Linked DNA regions of Mus musculus: region 2 is linked to region 1. The links are chromatin loops, found by intact Hi-C in ENCODE. Cell type or tissue: left cerebral cortex. All regions are shown on one strand. Links, peaks and the distances in the headings refer to the core of each region. The heading gives the core; the rest is flanking DNA. Region 1 overlaps Nr2f1 (nuclear receptor subfamily 2, group F, member 1). Region 2 overlaps 2210408I21Rik (RIKEN cDNA 2210408I21 gene).

Evidence for each region. Peaks named below come from ENCODE experiments on the same cell type or tissue, not always from the same donor. Only the 100,000 strongest peaks of a DNase experiment are listed, where the experiment ranks them.
Region 2: a loop joins it to region 1, with 4 times the contacts of the local background. A loop is called at or near these places in 2 of 42 quality-filtered maps.

What each region holds. Positions count from the first base shown.
Region 1 is chr13:78,186,444-78,194,786 of GRCm38, reverse strand. It overlaps Nr2f1 (nuclear receptor subfamily 2, group F, member 1), which reads left to right. Exons shown (of 3, transcript NM_010151.3): 3 at 4,774-5,814. The coding sequence ends at 5,054. Among named protein-coding and RNA genes, the nearest start is that of A830082K12Rik, 7.4 kb to the left of the region's middle. In left cerebral cortex, for the core only: a CTCF peak has its summit at 4,815; no DNase peak of the experiment used is centred there; H3K4me3 peaks cover 2,916 bases; H3K27ac peaks cover 4,435 bases.
Region 2 is chr13:77,397,672-77,406,014 of GRCm38, reverse strand. All of the region lies in intron 19 of 2210408I21Rik (RIKEN cDNA 2210408I21 gene), which reads right to left. Among named protein-coding and RNA genes, the nearest start is that of 2210408I21Rik, 270 kb to the right of the region's middle. In left cerebral cortex, for the core only: a CTCF peak has its summit at 5,035; no DNase peak of the experiment used is centred there; H3K4me3 peaks cover 329 bases.

The sequences.
Region 1 (8,343 bases), core at 293-8,292:
GTGTGTGTGTGTGTGTGCGCGCGCGCGTGTGAGTGTGTGTGTGTGTGTGTGTGTGTGTGTGTGTGTACAAGAGCTCGGTGTTTCTGTGGGAGGAACGATACAGAAGGAAGAAGAGAACGTGGGAAGGTGGCTTCCTAGTCTGTGTGGCACACTCCTTGGATGAGTTTCCCGACAGAGAGACACAGACAGAGGCGGAAAGGGAAGAATACGCACAAATAAATCATAAATAATCTCGCTTTATTGCTGCTTGATTTTCCCTTATCGGAAACCATTCATGTTTGCAGTTGCTGAGGTTATTGAGGGTCATAAAAAACGGATTCGATCTAAACAAGAAAGATAAAAAACAAAAGCAATACTGTAAAACCCGCAAGCATGAGAGCACTCCGGGCCGGGAGATAAATTTCATAGCTATGCAAACACACAAACACTAGAAATTTAAAAGGATGCCTTAAAATATCAAATTAAGTGTAGGCGGTGGTAGCATGCATGTTAACAATCTCTCTTATGATAGATGGTTCAAATTAACTTCCAGGAAAGTGCATTAACGTTGCCTTTGAAGGGCTCTGGTCTAAGCCTGTGAGAACACTATCCGCTTTTTATTATTGGAACCTACAAGAGGGAACTATATACACACTAGGGACAGCAGGTAACAAGGAAATACAAACAAAGCCAGAAAGAACTCTGCTTGGGCAGAGCTGCTTAGATGGATCTTGGGCTTTGCTCACTATAAGCAAGGTTAGTTGCAATTTTACCACCGTTATTGACACTATTGTTTTTAATTCCTAGATTAGGAGAACAAATAAACCATTCTAATAAATCTATCCTAGTCAGGCCCTCCAAAAGCCAAATTAAAACCATTCATGAGTGGAGATGGCAAAACTCTTTTTCCCAAGGCCTTGTTAAAACAGGAAGCAGTGGGATAATCTATCAAGATTTTTCGACTTCCATGCATGGAGAGTCATATTTACATTGTATTAAAATGACACTAAAATTTGCACAATATTGTAATGTAGCAAATGTAGTATTAATATCGATCTGAGCAGCAGATAATTTATTTAGATAAGAGCAGCTCATTTGTATGCAAGGTGGCTAGAGCCTTGGACTTGCCCCCTCCCCTTTTACTTTCAGTGCAAATGCAGGTCTGCTTGTGAGAGAGAGAGTCATTCTTTGCAAGGGTTTTAAGTGCAAAACTTAAAACAAATGGAAGATTTATTGAATAGCTTCCTCCGACTTTGAATGCATTTTATCTTAACAAGTCTTCTTGATGGAAATGTGTTTTTCAAAAGTGACAAAGAGCCTGGGAAGCAGTGAGCAGGGTCCTTTGACTCTGGCAGGCCCAGGCCTGGCTGGTGCACTCCTACCCATCGTTTAGCCAAATCCACCAGGAAGGGAGCCAGTGTGGAGAAGCTAGGGTTGTAAAATCCCACCCAGTGAAGTATCTTAAAGCAGAAGTGTGTGCCGGGGAATTGTACAGAGGTTTTCTCAGCAAAGGTCTCCCTTCTCTTTTCCTTATGCGCCTAAAGTTCTCCAAATACCCTTTACTTTGCTGGTCTTGTGCCATTTCCCAGAGAAAGAGAGTGGGGGAAGGCAGGCCTAGGATTGTGTGGGCTGCAGGGAACATTGTGGAATTATGCACCTTCACTTTTAAACTTTCCATCCTAAAACATTCCTGTGAAAAGTCCCTTCACTTAAAAAAAAAAAAAGTTTTCCAAAGGAGTTTTTTTGAACCAAGTCTCCAAGGTGCAAGGGATGCTGAGACATGAATAGTAACATTATTTTGTTGGAAAATCGCAGACAGAATATCTGAAAATGGAAATAAACCTATCAGTAGTAATTCACCCCCCTTCACCCACCCCCTTCCATACAGCACATTTCCACTTTTGACTAAACTTGTTTTGATTGCTAGCCAGAAGGGACTTCATTGGAAGAAGAGAATTCACGGGAAGCCTTCCCTACGCCATCCAACTTTTAAGAAAACTTTGAATGATGGAAAAGACAGTTTTAGACATATTGTCCAATATGGCTTGCTCTGGCTAAGTATTTGAAGCTGGCATGAGCATCCCCCGTGGTGGTTTTCACATTTGGCCTCCGGATGGTGTGTTTAATCCTTAATATTCTGGACATCATCCAAAGACTAGGTCATGACCTGAACTTACTTTGAAAAAAAATTCTTTAATTCATACACCTAAATATCCCTTCAAATAAATGAGACTGGCTCTGAAAAGAACCATCTAGTTAACATAAATACAATAAATCCATTTTCTGCACAAGAATAACTTTGATTTCTAGTTATGGCAGCTGATTACATCTATATTTCCTGAACACTAAACTCTTCTGAATGCACAACATGAAATATATTCTCTGCTCTACAAAGGCTAAACCGGGAGGGCCTGAGCAGTAATGGTTATTTATTTACATAATTTCTTCTCCTTATACTGTAGAAGAAATATTAAAGGTTCTCACATTGACAATACCATATAAAAAGTGAGACATGGGTTTTCTATGTTCTGTCTCCTTTTCTTATCTGGAGTATAATCCATGGGGGCAAATATGTACTAAATTACACCCTTTGCTCACCTCTCTTTACCATCACAACCCACCAATTGATTCAAACACTCATTCTGTCTGTCTACAGATGGGAGAATCCTGCTACTGGGGGGGAATGATTAAGTAGTGTGTGGAGGTGGGCCTGAACTAGGACTCACAATGATAAAGGCCATGGGCATAGGTGACTGGGATGATAAAGACCACCAGGGATAGGTGACTGGTACTTGAAGGGGCAGCCTCAGTCTCAGGCATTCCATTTCAAAGGTAGAAGGGCCTGAAAGCAGCCAGTGTAGGGCCAAAGTGTACCTGTCTAGACTTCTCTTTGGAGTTGTTTAAAGAATGAGGAAGTGACTTACTCCAGGGGTCCTGATGTTTTACTGATTTAAGAAGATGTCATATAGATATTTAAGGGAACATCTCATGTTGTCTTTCTCATATTGTGTTGTGTGTGGCTAAGACTATCCCCTTGGTGTGAGGGACAGAAAATGTATGCAGTGCAAGATATATGTAAATACATCACACACAAGTCTGTGTGATGGCCATTCAGCAAGTTTAGGCTAGAAAATGGGTCCAAGGGCTGACCTAAGAGTCCCCTATCTATGTACTAATGCCTCAAAGATGTGCTCCTGTCCTGGTCTTGCTGGCCATAATAATCCCTGGCATCCCAACTCAGACCAGTGTGGATGCACTGCACCAGCTGGATGCAGTAATTAGACATCTGAGAGGAACCCAGTCTGGACCTGGGGTCAAAGGAGACTTGCCTCTGAAGTTCTTGAATTATATCACCAGTTTTATTTAAATATTTGCTTAAGGCCATACCCTTGTAGATGAAGGTGGCAGAGTGCTTTGTGAAGCCTAGTTCTTGGACTGATACACAAAATGGAAACAGCAGACATAGATTTCGCTTTGAATAATTTGTTGTTTTCTTAGGGTCACACTTCCCCATTATACAATGTTCTGTTACAGGTGTTGTCATACATAAATTCCTTCCCAGATGTATATATTAGCAAGCGCTGTCTTTGATCTCTAGCCAACCTCCTGACTGGCTAAGGGTTCCTCTGTGATCTTCCTGTTTTTAAAATACATCTTACTTGTATTAAGAAGTAACATAGGAAATGAGGGAGAAGGGCCACTGTTTCTCTGATTCCACGCTCCTCTCCCTTTGCTTGGCCCTGGTTAGTGGATATAGGATAATCTGCTGTCTTGAAGTATTTTTAGATGACCCAAAAGAACTTTGGTTGGTTTGAAATAACCACAAAGGTTTTCAGTTGCCATTATTGTATAAAGTGCCTTGTGTGCTTCTCCCTTGGCCCCTGCTGTAGGAATCCTGTCTCCCCACCACCACATGCCTCCCAATTCCCTACACCCCAGTTCTGAGACAGAAGCCTCAGCTGCCTAGCTTTGTGTCTGATTGCTGAAGATGTTCCCTTCTGCAGCCTGGAGTAACTGAGCCATATTCCTCCTGGTTATTATACAGCTTACAGAGATGTGACCAATTTTCAATTACATGATCTAAGAAAGATAGAAGTGTCCACTCTCACCGAGGAGGATTTGTTGCAGGGCTCTGTCCTGCATATATAGTTGATCTCCAATTCTATATTGGTATAGCACAGGCTTGATCTGGTTCTCGGTTCTGCCAGCTTGTGATCCCCGATCCCCTGCCACGTGTATTCACTACACAATCTAGGTTCTCCTTGAGCTTGCTGGTTGGGGTCAGCTGGGTTGGGGGTTGGCGGGGGTGGGGGGAGACTCGAAGAAGCCTTTAAAAACTGTTTCCAAGGCTGTATATTTCTTCAGGGGTTCCAAGCACCCCAAAATCAAGCAGGAAAGGGGCAAATGCTTTCCTTTTAATGAGCACAACCAGAAATGTGCTCCCCTGAAGGAGAGAACAGGTCGCAGTACACAGCAAACATGGATTCACCATCATGCATTATTTAATCCAAAGGTGAAAGAGGGGAAACAAAGCTATGGCCAGGTTGCACCTCTGTGCATGTGCACCTCTCTCCTGGTCTCCCAAGCATGGTGAGGCTTGGATTTATTGTTATTTGTGTAGGGGGTGGGAAAGAGGATGGCAAAGAGGCATGGAGGGAAGGAGTTATTTTCCTTTTCTTCTATTTCTTTTTCCTTTTCCCCTCAAAATATTAATGGTGTGTATGCCTTTCCATCTCACTCACCTAACAATCTGTCCCCTTTCCCTGTCTCTCCCTCCTGTGGCTGCTCTGGCAGATGCTTGTGGCCTGTCGGATGCTGCCCACATCGAAAGCCTGCAGGAGAAATCACAGTGTGCCCTGGAGGAGTATGTGAGAAGCCAGTACCCCAACCAGCCCAGCCGCTTTGGCAAACTGCTGCTGCGATTGCCCTCTCTTCGCACAGTGTCCTCCTCTGTCATCGAGCAACTCTTCTTCGTACGTTTGGTAGGTAAAACTCCCATCGAAACTCTCATCCGAGATATGTTGCTGTCAGGGAGCAGTTTCAACTGGCCTTACATGTCCATCCAGTGTTCCTAGACTTTGGGTGTTTCCCACCCAATCCTGCTCCCTGACTCCCTAGAGACTAAGAGGACTCTCCCTGACCAAGGACTAAAAAGCCTTTGGGGATGCTGGTATGATGGACCAGGCAGGCCAGGCAGACGGGAGGAGGGCTGGGAACAAGAGCAGCCCACTCTGCAGGAATGCAACCTGAGCTGCAAACCAGGAGAAAAGGAGACTCATTTAGGATCTGATCTGTAAGTACATTGGAAAGGAAAGAAAAAGGACCTCGTGTCTGGTGAGAAAATGAAAAAAAAAAAAAAAAAAAGAACGATTTGGAAGAGAGGACCATGAGAAATTTAATAAAATAGATGGACCTTCCAGGATTTATTGTGGATGGATGTGGATATATTCTGTACAGAAAACTACTCATATGGAAGTGGACTGAATCCTATGTAGAAACATACACTGAACATTGTTATTCATTTTGTAAAATACTAGTGTTTATTTTCATTTTTTGTAAAATTTAAACATCGTATGCGCATAAACAAAAATGAACAAGAATTAGGGGGAAATAACATTTTCCAAATAATTATAAAAAATTTGTCCTGTGTCTATGTATCTATATCTGTTTTGTATTTTTTCTGGTTCCAAACCAGATTTCCTGTGATTCTATACTAATAATTTTTGATATAACCCTTTGCTTCTTATAATGAGTGCGATATATGTTGTCGAGGCTGTTCTTCAAGAATTAAAATTGAAGTGAAAATTTAAACAAAAATAAAAGAATTTAGCAAAACCCATGTGTCTGGTTGCTTGAACTACACCCTCAGAGCAAGAGGAGCTCCTGGATAATTTGTGGATAACTGAGTATTGTTAGGATCTGAATTGTTGAGAGGTAGAGGAGACTTTTAAGGTCCAGTACTAAGTCGGCTGTACCTTTTTCTTAGGCCACTACATCACTTTTGCAAAGCTGAAGGCAAGGCCAGGCTGTGTATGTGATGGGATAGGAGGGGAAGGCTGGGCCTTGGTGGCCAGACAGGAGTTTTGTTTTGTTTTTTTTTGTTTGTTTGTTTGTTTGTTTTTTAATTCTTTCTGAGGACAGCCCTGAGTCAGGGGCCAGGGGAAGCCAAATTGCTTTTGAGGCACAATTTCCAGGCACATGGGCGTCACAGCTTCAGTGACCCAGTGTCAGGTCACCTAGACTCTAACTGCAGTGGGAAAGTTTCTGAGCTGGAAGGGGTTTGCAAAGGTTTCATGGCAGGCTTTTGTGGGTGGGGTGGAGTTTTGAGGGCTCCTCAAAGCGTTTGAGTCTGGGTGGACTGGACGGCCACTGACTGTCTGCTCCAAGTCTTGCTTCTCCCTGCCTCTGGGCAAACCGAGACAAAGCACCGTGGATTCTGACTTTGTTTCTCTTATGCATTCTTGGAGATCTACCCACCTGTGGTTGGTTTGCCTTTCTCTCAGGCTCTTGTCAAGGGGGTTCCCAGTAGGACCTCTCCTGTGTGTGTGGGGGGGGGGTGTCAAAAGAAGCACCCCCCAACACACACTTTATGGTACTTACAAGCTGAACTCAGAAAGTAGGACTAGGTGTCAGGAAGCTAAGTTAGACTGGGTTCTTCCCTAAAGTGCCTTATGGCCCTAGGGGCCCTTGGAAGACAGATATCTCTCTTTGAGGAATCTAGCTGGGCATGCATTGAGGTGAGGGGCGAGCGACAGATTTCAGAGTCTGAATGTTTTATGGAATCTGAGCCGGAGCTGTGAAAACACACACTGCCAAGGGAGCTCTTCCTTAACATATTGATAAAGCCGTATCTTTAAAATTAAAACCCCTCTTACACACGGATCCCCCAACCCCTAGTCCCAGACAGGTTTAGATGAGGGAAGAGTTCACTTTTAGAAGCCACCCATAACCTTGCCCTTTCACTTCACTGTCTGAAAGTTTTCAGGTTCCCCAAATTCTTAAGCAAGCCCCACCTGGTTGACATTTTGAGTAATCTGAGTATCTATGGGGCAGGATGCCACTGTAGGACCATGGTCTTAAAACTAGGCCACTAGGGGACTAGCTATATTTCATGCATAGGAAGACTGACCCTTAATTCACTTTCCTACAGTCTAGATACCTGAAGCAGAGAGGAGAGAGAGGTATTCCTGTTAAACACAGGGGCCTCCTAGGAAGTATTGGGAATTCTCTTGTACTGACCGGCAGCAGCAGAGTGAGGGTTCAAGGGTGGGTTGCAGCTAGAATGCTGAGAGGGAGGGAAGCCGAGCTGCCAGGAGAGTTCACCGACCTTTCCTGCCTTCTGGAAATGAGATGAAAATATATTCATTACAACGTGATCCCTCTGATGAAAACATATAAACATTTCTCATAGTTCTGAACTATACATTTCAATTAATTTCAATATGGAGACCCAGTCCAAGCCCCCCAGTGTAGAAAAGGGTGGACAGCATGGATCCAAGATGTCCAAGGCACTTACTTCCTCAGGTTTCTAGGGGTGTAAGGGGGTCATTTGACTTTTGCTGCCTGGGGTCTGGAGAGTGCTTTTGATCAGAGAATCCCTGCGACTTTTGAAATCCTGGCCCAACCTCCCAGCCAGTCCTAATGTGAAAAGAGAAGCAGGCCTCTCCAGGGGCCCTTCCAGCTGCCAGGAAACCCAGAGCTGAGTGGGAAAGAGGAGCCAGGGTTACTTGCTTGCCCAGTGGCCTTTTTGGGGATCCTGGGCAGTATTCCCCAACCTCCGACCTACCTGCAATATGCACTGAGAACAACTTGTGTTTCTGGATTTAAGTCTCCTTCCTAAGATAGGAGACTCCGGGTTATGGTCAGTGAGCGCTCACACTAAGGCTGCTTGAGCCCACTGACTTTCCATTTCAGAGCACAGGGCACAGAAACCACACACACTCACACACAAATCCGATCACCCCAAGGAAATGTTGAGGAACCAAGACTGCAGCCCCTAAGTTGTAGGTGAAGCCTACTAACAACCCGGAAGCACACACACACACACACACACACACACCAGGGAAACGTCCTAGGCTTTCTAGCTGCCCTTGGTGGGTGCATAAAGGATCGGGCCAGCAACTTCAGGGCTTTCAGTGCTGAGAACAGGCTGTAGTAATAGCCTAACTTGTGATCATCTAGTGCTTTCTCCGGCTCAGGTAATTTCTGTGGTCTCAGGCCTTAACAGGAGGCTTAGGTGGTACAGGTGGGAACCTTTTCTGTCTGGATAGCCAGATGGAGTGCGCACAACGTTGAGCTGCTTTCATGCTAGGCGCCAGGGGGAGCCATCGAAGCAGGGTGTGAGTCTGGAGGTCGTTCTGGGTA
Region 2 (8,343 bases), core at 168-8,167, 790 kb after region 1:
ATGGTATCTATTTTCACTCAGCTCTAGTGATGGTCTCTTTGGCCATAGGAGTGGTATTGTGGTGGACAGTAATGTGACAGGAATGTATGTAAGAGCAATCCAATGGAAGAGTGGGAAGCTAGAATTTGGAAAAGGGTCAGCATTGCTCTTTGTACTAACTTTTTATTGTGGGAACTTACTGGAAACCCACTAGAAAGATTTAATCATCTCCAAAGACAATGACCTCAGGAACTCAGCTATCATGCAGTAAACTCTGCCTTATAAAGGTTGTACCACCTACCACATTGGTATCTTAAAGATAAAAGAGTTTAACACATGTACCATTGAGGGAAACATGTACAACATCTAAACAATGGTCCATGGTAATACAAGAAACAGGATCTGTTCTGTTCATTTTCTTAAAGTAAGTTTCCTACCGTGCCTTTCAGATATCTAGCTTTCAGGGGATCCTTACTGATTATATTATAGAGATACTTCTTAAATAGGTATCTAAGAATAAAGTTACTGTTGACTGTACCAGAAATAATATAGAAATTACTTGGGAGTGTGTGAGTAGAGATTTCAAGGTATTTTTCTGTAGTAAATCATTCATTATCACTCAATGCAGACACTTCCAGGCCGTGTTCATGGGAAAGTGAAGCGAAATTCAACAAATGTTTACCAAGAGTCTCTGCTAATATCCACTTATCAGTGAGTGCATATCAAGTGACTTCTTTTATGATTGGGTTACCTCACTCAGGATGATATTCTCCAGATATATCCATTTGCCTAGGAATTTCATAAATTCATTGTTTTTAATAGCTGAGTAGTACTCCATTGTGTAAATGTACCACATTTTCTGTATCCATTCCTCTGTTGGGGGACATCTGGGTTCTTTCCAGCTTCTGGCTATTATAAATAAGCCTGCTATGAACATAGTGGAGCATGTGTCCTTATTACCAGTTGGAACATCTTCTGGGTATATGCCCAGGAGAGGTATTACTGGATCTTCCGGTAGTACTATGTCCAATTTTCTGAGGAACTGCCAGACTGATTTCCAGAGTGGTTGTACAAGCTTGCAGTCCCACCAGCAATGGAGAAGTGTTCCTCTTTCTCCACATCCTTGCCAGTATCTGCTGTCACCTAAATTTTTGATCCTAGCAATTCTGATTGGTGTGAGGTGGAATCTCAGGGTTGTTTCGATTTGCATTTCCCTGATGATTAAGGATGTTGAATATTTTTTCAAGTGCTTCTCAGCCTTTCGGTATTCTTCAGTTGAGGATTCTTTGTTTAGCTCTGTACCCCATTTTTAATGGGGTTATTTGAATTTCTGGAGTAACCTAGAATACCCAGGATGCAATTTGCAAAACACAAGAAAATCAAGAAGAAGGAAGACCAACGCGTGGATACTTCATTCCTCCCTAGAATAAGGAACAAAATACCCATGGAAGGAGTTACAGAGACAAAGTTCGGAGCTGAGACTGAAAGAATGACCATCCAGAGACTGCCCCACCTGGGGATCTGTCCCATAAACCACCACCAAACCCAGACACTATTGCATACACCAGCAAGATTTTGCTGAAAGGACCCTGATATAGCCGTCTCTTATGAGGTAGGCCAGTGCCTGGCAAATACAGAAATGGATGCTCACAGTCATCTATAGGATGGAACACAGGGCCCCCAATGTAAGAGCTAGAGAAAGTACCCAAGGACCTGAAGGGGTCTGCAGCCCTATAGGTGGAACAACAATATGAACTAATCAGTACCCCCAGAGCTTGTGTCTCTAGCTGCATATGTAGCAGAAGATGGCCTAGTCGTCCATCATTGGGAAGAGAGGCCCCTTGGTCTTTCAAACTTTTTATTCCCCAGAAATGGGAGTGGGTGGGTAGGGAAGCAGGGCGGGGGGAGGGTATAGGGGACTTTTGGGATAGTTTTTGAAATGTAAATGAAGAAAATATCTAAAAAAAAATTCAAAAACAAAGAGTCTCTGGTAAAGCAAGCTACTCTGACTTCTGACACTATAAAGACAATCTCTCTAGAACTTCTTGGAACTTAACACAACATTTTATATCTATTATACATGGAAATTTATTTCTAACCTAACATAAATTCAAAATAGAATGTAAATGCTTTTGGTGTGTAAGATGCAACCTATCTATGAATGAGCTTTGAATCTTGTATTAGTTTAAAAGATAGCCACAGGGTTAGAGTGAACAAAGACAGTAAATTCCTGAATTGAACAGAATTTATTTTGTTGTCGTTTCTGATGTAGATGTATAAGGTGTATTTATTACTGCATGATTCACATACATAAATATAATGTAAACACTCTCTAGAAATCGTTTGGAAATCATTCTAAATAAGAATTCAAAGTTCTCAGCTGAATGTAAAGAATGCTTGTGTTTAGTGTGAGATTGCTTTTTTATTTTATTTGCACACTCAAAAGAGTAAACACCATTGCCTGTACTCATCCACTCACTCACTTACTCCGTTAGCCAGCCTGAGAGCCAGCTCTGTCCAGTGTCTCTTTCCATTTCGCCTGACATCTACACTAGAGCTCTAGCTGAAAAGGTCTTTCAAGCATTGTTTCTTCTTGTAGGAAGGGACTCAATGAAAATCTCTATTCAGGTAGGTTCCTTTTCTATACCCAGAGGGAAAACATTTTGCAACAGACTATACTGAAATGAGAGTTAAGCGAACATATACCACATTGCTAAATCTCCACTTGAAGCTTGAAAGTGGCTATGTCTGTTCTCAGCCATAGCTCACCAAGTGCCCTCTGAGTTCACACAGTTCTGATCTGGTTATTATTCATATACATTCTCTGTTACCCACTGTATCGTGGCTTCCTTGATAGTATAGATACACTATTCTCTATTAGTATTCTTGGCAACTTTTATTGTATGCTTGTCAAGATGTTTAATAAATAGTTAATTTGCTGAGTCTTTAAAAATTTTTTGAAAGAGTTTTATATATCCCAGGGTAGCTTTGAACTTACTATGTAGCCAAAGATGATCTGTCTCCACGGTGTTGGGATTATAAGCACACAGCACTATACCTGCTGTGGACTGGACCCAATGCTTTCTGCATGCTAGGCCAGCACTCTCCCACCCAAGGTACATTTCTTAGCCCCAAGATGCTGAAACTTGTATTTGGATTCATGGTAGGAATTCTAGTGATGATGTTATAGATGCATAAGACATAATTCTGTGTTGAAGAGATTTTAATTTCATCTTAGAGGAAATAGCACATTCTCCAATACCTGTACAGAAAATATGAAATAATAAAGGTCACAGAATTTATACCAACGGGGTGCTCAAGAGTTCATGAGCAGGGGAAGAGTGGTTACCTCCAGCTGGTCAAAGGTTAGTGTTTTCAGTGCAGTTAAGGTTCCAGGATAAAAAGACAGCCCTTGCTATAACTGGTCACAGACACATATTGGCTGATAACAATAAAAATCTCAGTTCTGGTTAAGATCTCAAAAATGCACAGACTAAGTCTATAATGAGTGATAAACTCAGTGATGGTACTGTTTAGAAAAGAGAGACATGTATAAATGCAGGGATGGTTGAGAAAGGCTTAAGGGAAACAATGTTTAGCCTTCCACAGGTCAGAATGACATGCCTGAAAAGAGGGATTCAGGCAGAACACCAGGCTCTGATGGAAGCAGAGAATGATGTTTTACAAAGGCTGCCTTTCTCTGTACAAGCTGGCCATCCAGACCTTGTTGTGTAGCACACTGATTCTCTCCAATGAACCCTAAATAGAGATCGACCAGGAGAGTAGATGGGACCTCACACAGTGTAAATAGCACAGAAGGCTGAGTTGCTTTGTTACTGGAAAAATATCCTTAGATACGTTCAGGCTTCTGTTTAGCCAAGGAATGTGCTGGTGTGCCCTCTGCGATGAGGTCAACTCATACAAATTTTTAAGGTCATCTTCCCACATTCTATCTTAAATCTGACCATTGTGAGAAATCACAGTTATATTTTGCTAAGCTTTGATGAAATAGCATATATATATGTATATATACACATATATATATTAATGATATATTTAAAGGTGTGAGAAAGAAATAGGCTGTTTATAATAAGTTAATGTACATTACAAAAATTCATGTTTTTCTTATTCAGAATTTTAGAAGAAAAACACCTAAAACGAGGTTTTATTTCCTGTTCTTTCTGATTTTCTTTTTCTGTTGCTGATGAAAAGCACCTGAAACTTTGGCCGCTGGCCATTTGTTATTGTTATTTTCTCTTTCTTCTTTACAGTGCCAGATGACAAATGTCCTGTGTTCTCATTATTCTTGCCAAAATGCAATCACAATTTATCTTTGACCTTCGTTTAAATTGCTTCAGGATGCACACAAGTGTACCACTCCTCAGTTTCATGTTTCCCTGTGGACTTAACATGTGTAAGCCAGAATTTCACCAATAAGTATATATTGATACGTATACAAAGTGATATACACTTATAACAAAGAGATACACACACTTTGTTAATAACAAGATTTTAAAAAGAAACCATAATCTTAATAATATTATATCATTATATTTTGCTTGTAATGGGCATTGCACAACTAATGTATGAAAAAAAAACAGTAGCCACATGGTGAGACATTCAGCATATTATGAAAAAGTATATGATAAAAATTACCGTGGAAGTAATCTATCATAAGTCCTAAGTCCTAACTAGAGCTGTATCAAGGGATGAGCTAGAACAGGTTAGATGACAAACACTGAATGAGCAACATGGTCCATGTTCCTAGAATTTTGCTGTGACAATCTGAAATAAGTTTTAAAATCCATATGTCATATAAAATGTAAGCTTATAGGTTCACTTTGAAAATGTTCTTGTCATTTGCTTATTTAATCAGAGAACCATAAGATTCTCATAATGAGCTTATTAGTTGTACTTAGAATGCTAGATATCCATTGGAGACACATAATATCCATATATTTATTCATATAAAACATCTTGAAAATTGTAGCGCACATTGAACATATGCAAGACCCACTTTTGTTTTGTGAAATTGCAAATACTTGTAAGTAGCAAGGGTGACCTCCAGTGTGCAAGATGGTTATGCCATTGAAGTGTTCCAGTCACAGAGGCTGCTCTGACCTATTCTGGGTCTGTGAGAGTTGCTAACAATAAGAAGAAAGGAAATTTCCCTTGTCAGAATGAGTTTGTAAGCTCAAAGCAATTACTTCGTCTTGACTTTGCTTTACTTTGTTTGTTAGTTTTACTTAATTTTGAAGCTTATTGTATTGCTTACAACCAAAATCTCAAAAGACCAGGGGAACTAAATTGGTGACTAATGAAAGCTAGAAAACTGCTACCCTTTTGCATGATCTGGTTGGGATTTGAAGTTTTTGAAAGCTCTGAAGAATAAGCTGAATTTATACAATCTGAAATAAAAATTCCAAAGTAATGTTCTTTAAATGTCTCACAGTAACATGAAACAGTAAAACTACTTGATGGAATTCCTGTGCACAGTTACTGACCCATAAAATAGCAAAACTAATAACCACAAAAAACGGAATGTAAGTTTTTCAGAAGGTCATCAAGATCAAAACCTTTTACTGTACATAATATTTATTTTTCTAAAAAGCTAATGGCTTTGCATGTTAAATAATACCATTTCTATCTGTTTCTAATCTCCACACAATAAAACTATCCCACAAAAAGATAAAGAGTGGTGTTTTCTTCACAAAGCCAATCTATCATCATTTATTTATTTATTTATTTATTTATTTATTTATTTATTTATTTAATTTCAGGTGATAGAAATTATATTTAACCACCACAGAATTTTTCTTTGCAGATTAAAAAAAAAAGACTACTTGAAACTTTGAGGGCAATGAGGTTTCATTCAAAAGATTTCATTAGTACAAACCCTGAGTTCTGCTTTAACTAAACAGAGCACACAGAACGTCTAATTAGACGGGTGCCCACCAGCACCACTGCCCTGGTCCGTGTCACGCTCTCCATCAGGAGCACCTACTTTCAAATGTCCATGGTATGAGGGTCAGAAAATTTGCTCCAGGCTGACACTTAGCATGAAAGGTATAAGGCTTAGGATGAATTGCCTTTTATGAATATTCATAAAGATCAATATGGACTTAAGTTCTTAGACAGGGAAAACTATGAATAACTCCATGTGATCTAGCCTGTTTACATGGTTTATAATGTAATTTGGTGCATGTATGCATAAAATGCTTATTGATAATAGCATAAATCATTGCATCATTTAAAATTCACATATGTGATATGTTCAAAGTGTAATAAATTATAAATTATGAAATTCCCAAGAATGTTATAATCATTCTTTTGGACTTGTTATGATTTATCATGACAAGAGTCTGTGTACTACCTGCTAAGAAATGCCTGAACATACCCTGACATGATGGGTCCTAATGGCTCCAAAGGAACCATTATTGTCTATTGTGTTAATACTTTGCGTGCTAAAAAGGATCCACAGAAGACATCTAAGCCAGGCCTTTGTGCATCAGTTCATAATGAGGCCTTGATCTGTTTTGTCAATGATATAGTAGCATTAAGTTCATGTTCTTGACTTCATATGATTATAGTTATGAAATTTTTATCAATGATTTGCTCAGTGTACTCTCTGAGTACTCCCAGAAGAAAACATCCTTTGAGTATCATTAAAATTTTTTCATTTAAAATTTTTATTTTTGAATGTCATATTAAATGTGTTAAATTAATACCTGAAAATATTTGAAGAAAAATTAAATGTACCTTATCAAATTATTCTTTAAAATACTATTTTCTTTTTAAAATCAAATCAGAGTCTTCAGTATCTCCCAAAGATAACTTTGTAAACAAAGTAGATAATTTTTGCTTTCTTTTATAAAGGGTACAAATCAAAATTTTAAGGAGGGTTTCGCCTTAATTTATACATACCAATCAATACATACAGATACTAGCAGAGACTCCACATTTTAAAAAATGCACAAATACTTATTACATTTTATATATTTCTAGCTAAATAAAATTTAAAGACAAAATCAGATTTTGTATTCGTCTCAAAGTAAACATAATACTTGATTACTGTACACTTGGACAAAATTGTGTGTTAGGATGCATTAGGATCCTTTGTTACTTGAGACATCACTCTTGAAGTGTTGATTATCTTTAAATACTATGACTTATGAGGTGGTACATAGTAATAGAAAGGGTATGTATAAAATATCATGTAAATAAGAACTATCAAGAGAACAAATTAAATTACAGCCTGAGCTAACAGTGATAGCTCCATTTTAAGTTAGAGAGGAGAAGAAGCTACTAGGAAGAAACTGACTTCTCTTCCCAGCCCTTTGAGAAAAACCTGTACTGGCAAAATGCCAGCTAGATTCACGGAGCATGTTGAAGATCGAGAATATTTTTTTAAAAGTATCAGATGCCATACTTTTACGGAAGGAATGCTAGTGAGATGTCTTGTCATGTAATTTTATACAAATGCATTAAGTATCATAAAAAGTGGATACAGTGATCTTTTGTGTTATTGATTTTTAATCAATACTTTCTCAGACATGACAGGCTGCCCAGATTTTTAAGTCCGAGAGTATTTTCTGTTTTTAACCTTGGCTCTGTTCTTATGAAACAATGTTTTGGCAAAGTCGGCAATTCCTTAAATGAAGATTATTTTCCCCCTGCCCCTTCTAGGTATCAGGAGACCATTTTTAATTCACTCACCAGGGAAACTCTCAGCGGGACTGGTGTATCGGTAACATAGGAGCCAATATTCTAGCTATCAGTTTTCATCCAGCCTAGCTGGACCTTTACATTACGGCTGCCCCACATTTATTGTTCTTTCACTGCATCTGTCAGCATTTCCTGACAGCACATTACAGAGCACATGGCTACAAAGTCAGTATCAATCAGTCCAAGATCATGCAGATATAAGTAGCCGACTATTGATAATGGGTCTTAAATCAGATCATCACGGCTTAAGCATAAGATTCTTAAAAGACAAGGATCCTAGGGGAACTTCTAGTTGCCTGCACCTGTTAGAAACCCCAGAAAATGGCTTTCCTACTACGTAGCACCTACAATTGCAAAAGAAGAAAAACGTGAATGTGATGAGCACAGACAGACACCCAGTGTAACACACTGCACTCTGTAAAATGAAGCATGGGAGCAAAGGTAGCAAGCAACACAGCTTAGCCGTATCCAAAAAACATAACATCCAAAATCTCCCTTCTCACTAATGAAGCAGCCTCCCGGGGACTGTGTACACCTCACGTGGATAACAGTGGTTGTGTTGTGTTTTGGCGATGTCTACTTCGAAAGCATTTCAACTAGATATGGCCTTTTAACAAGAAAAGTGAGAGAAATCAGAGT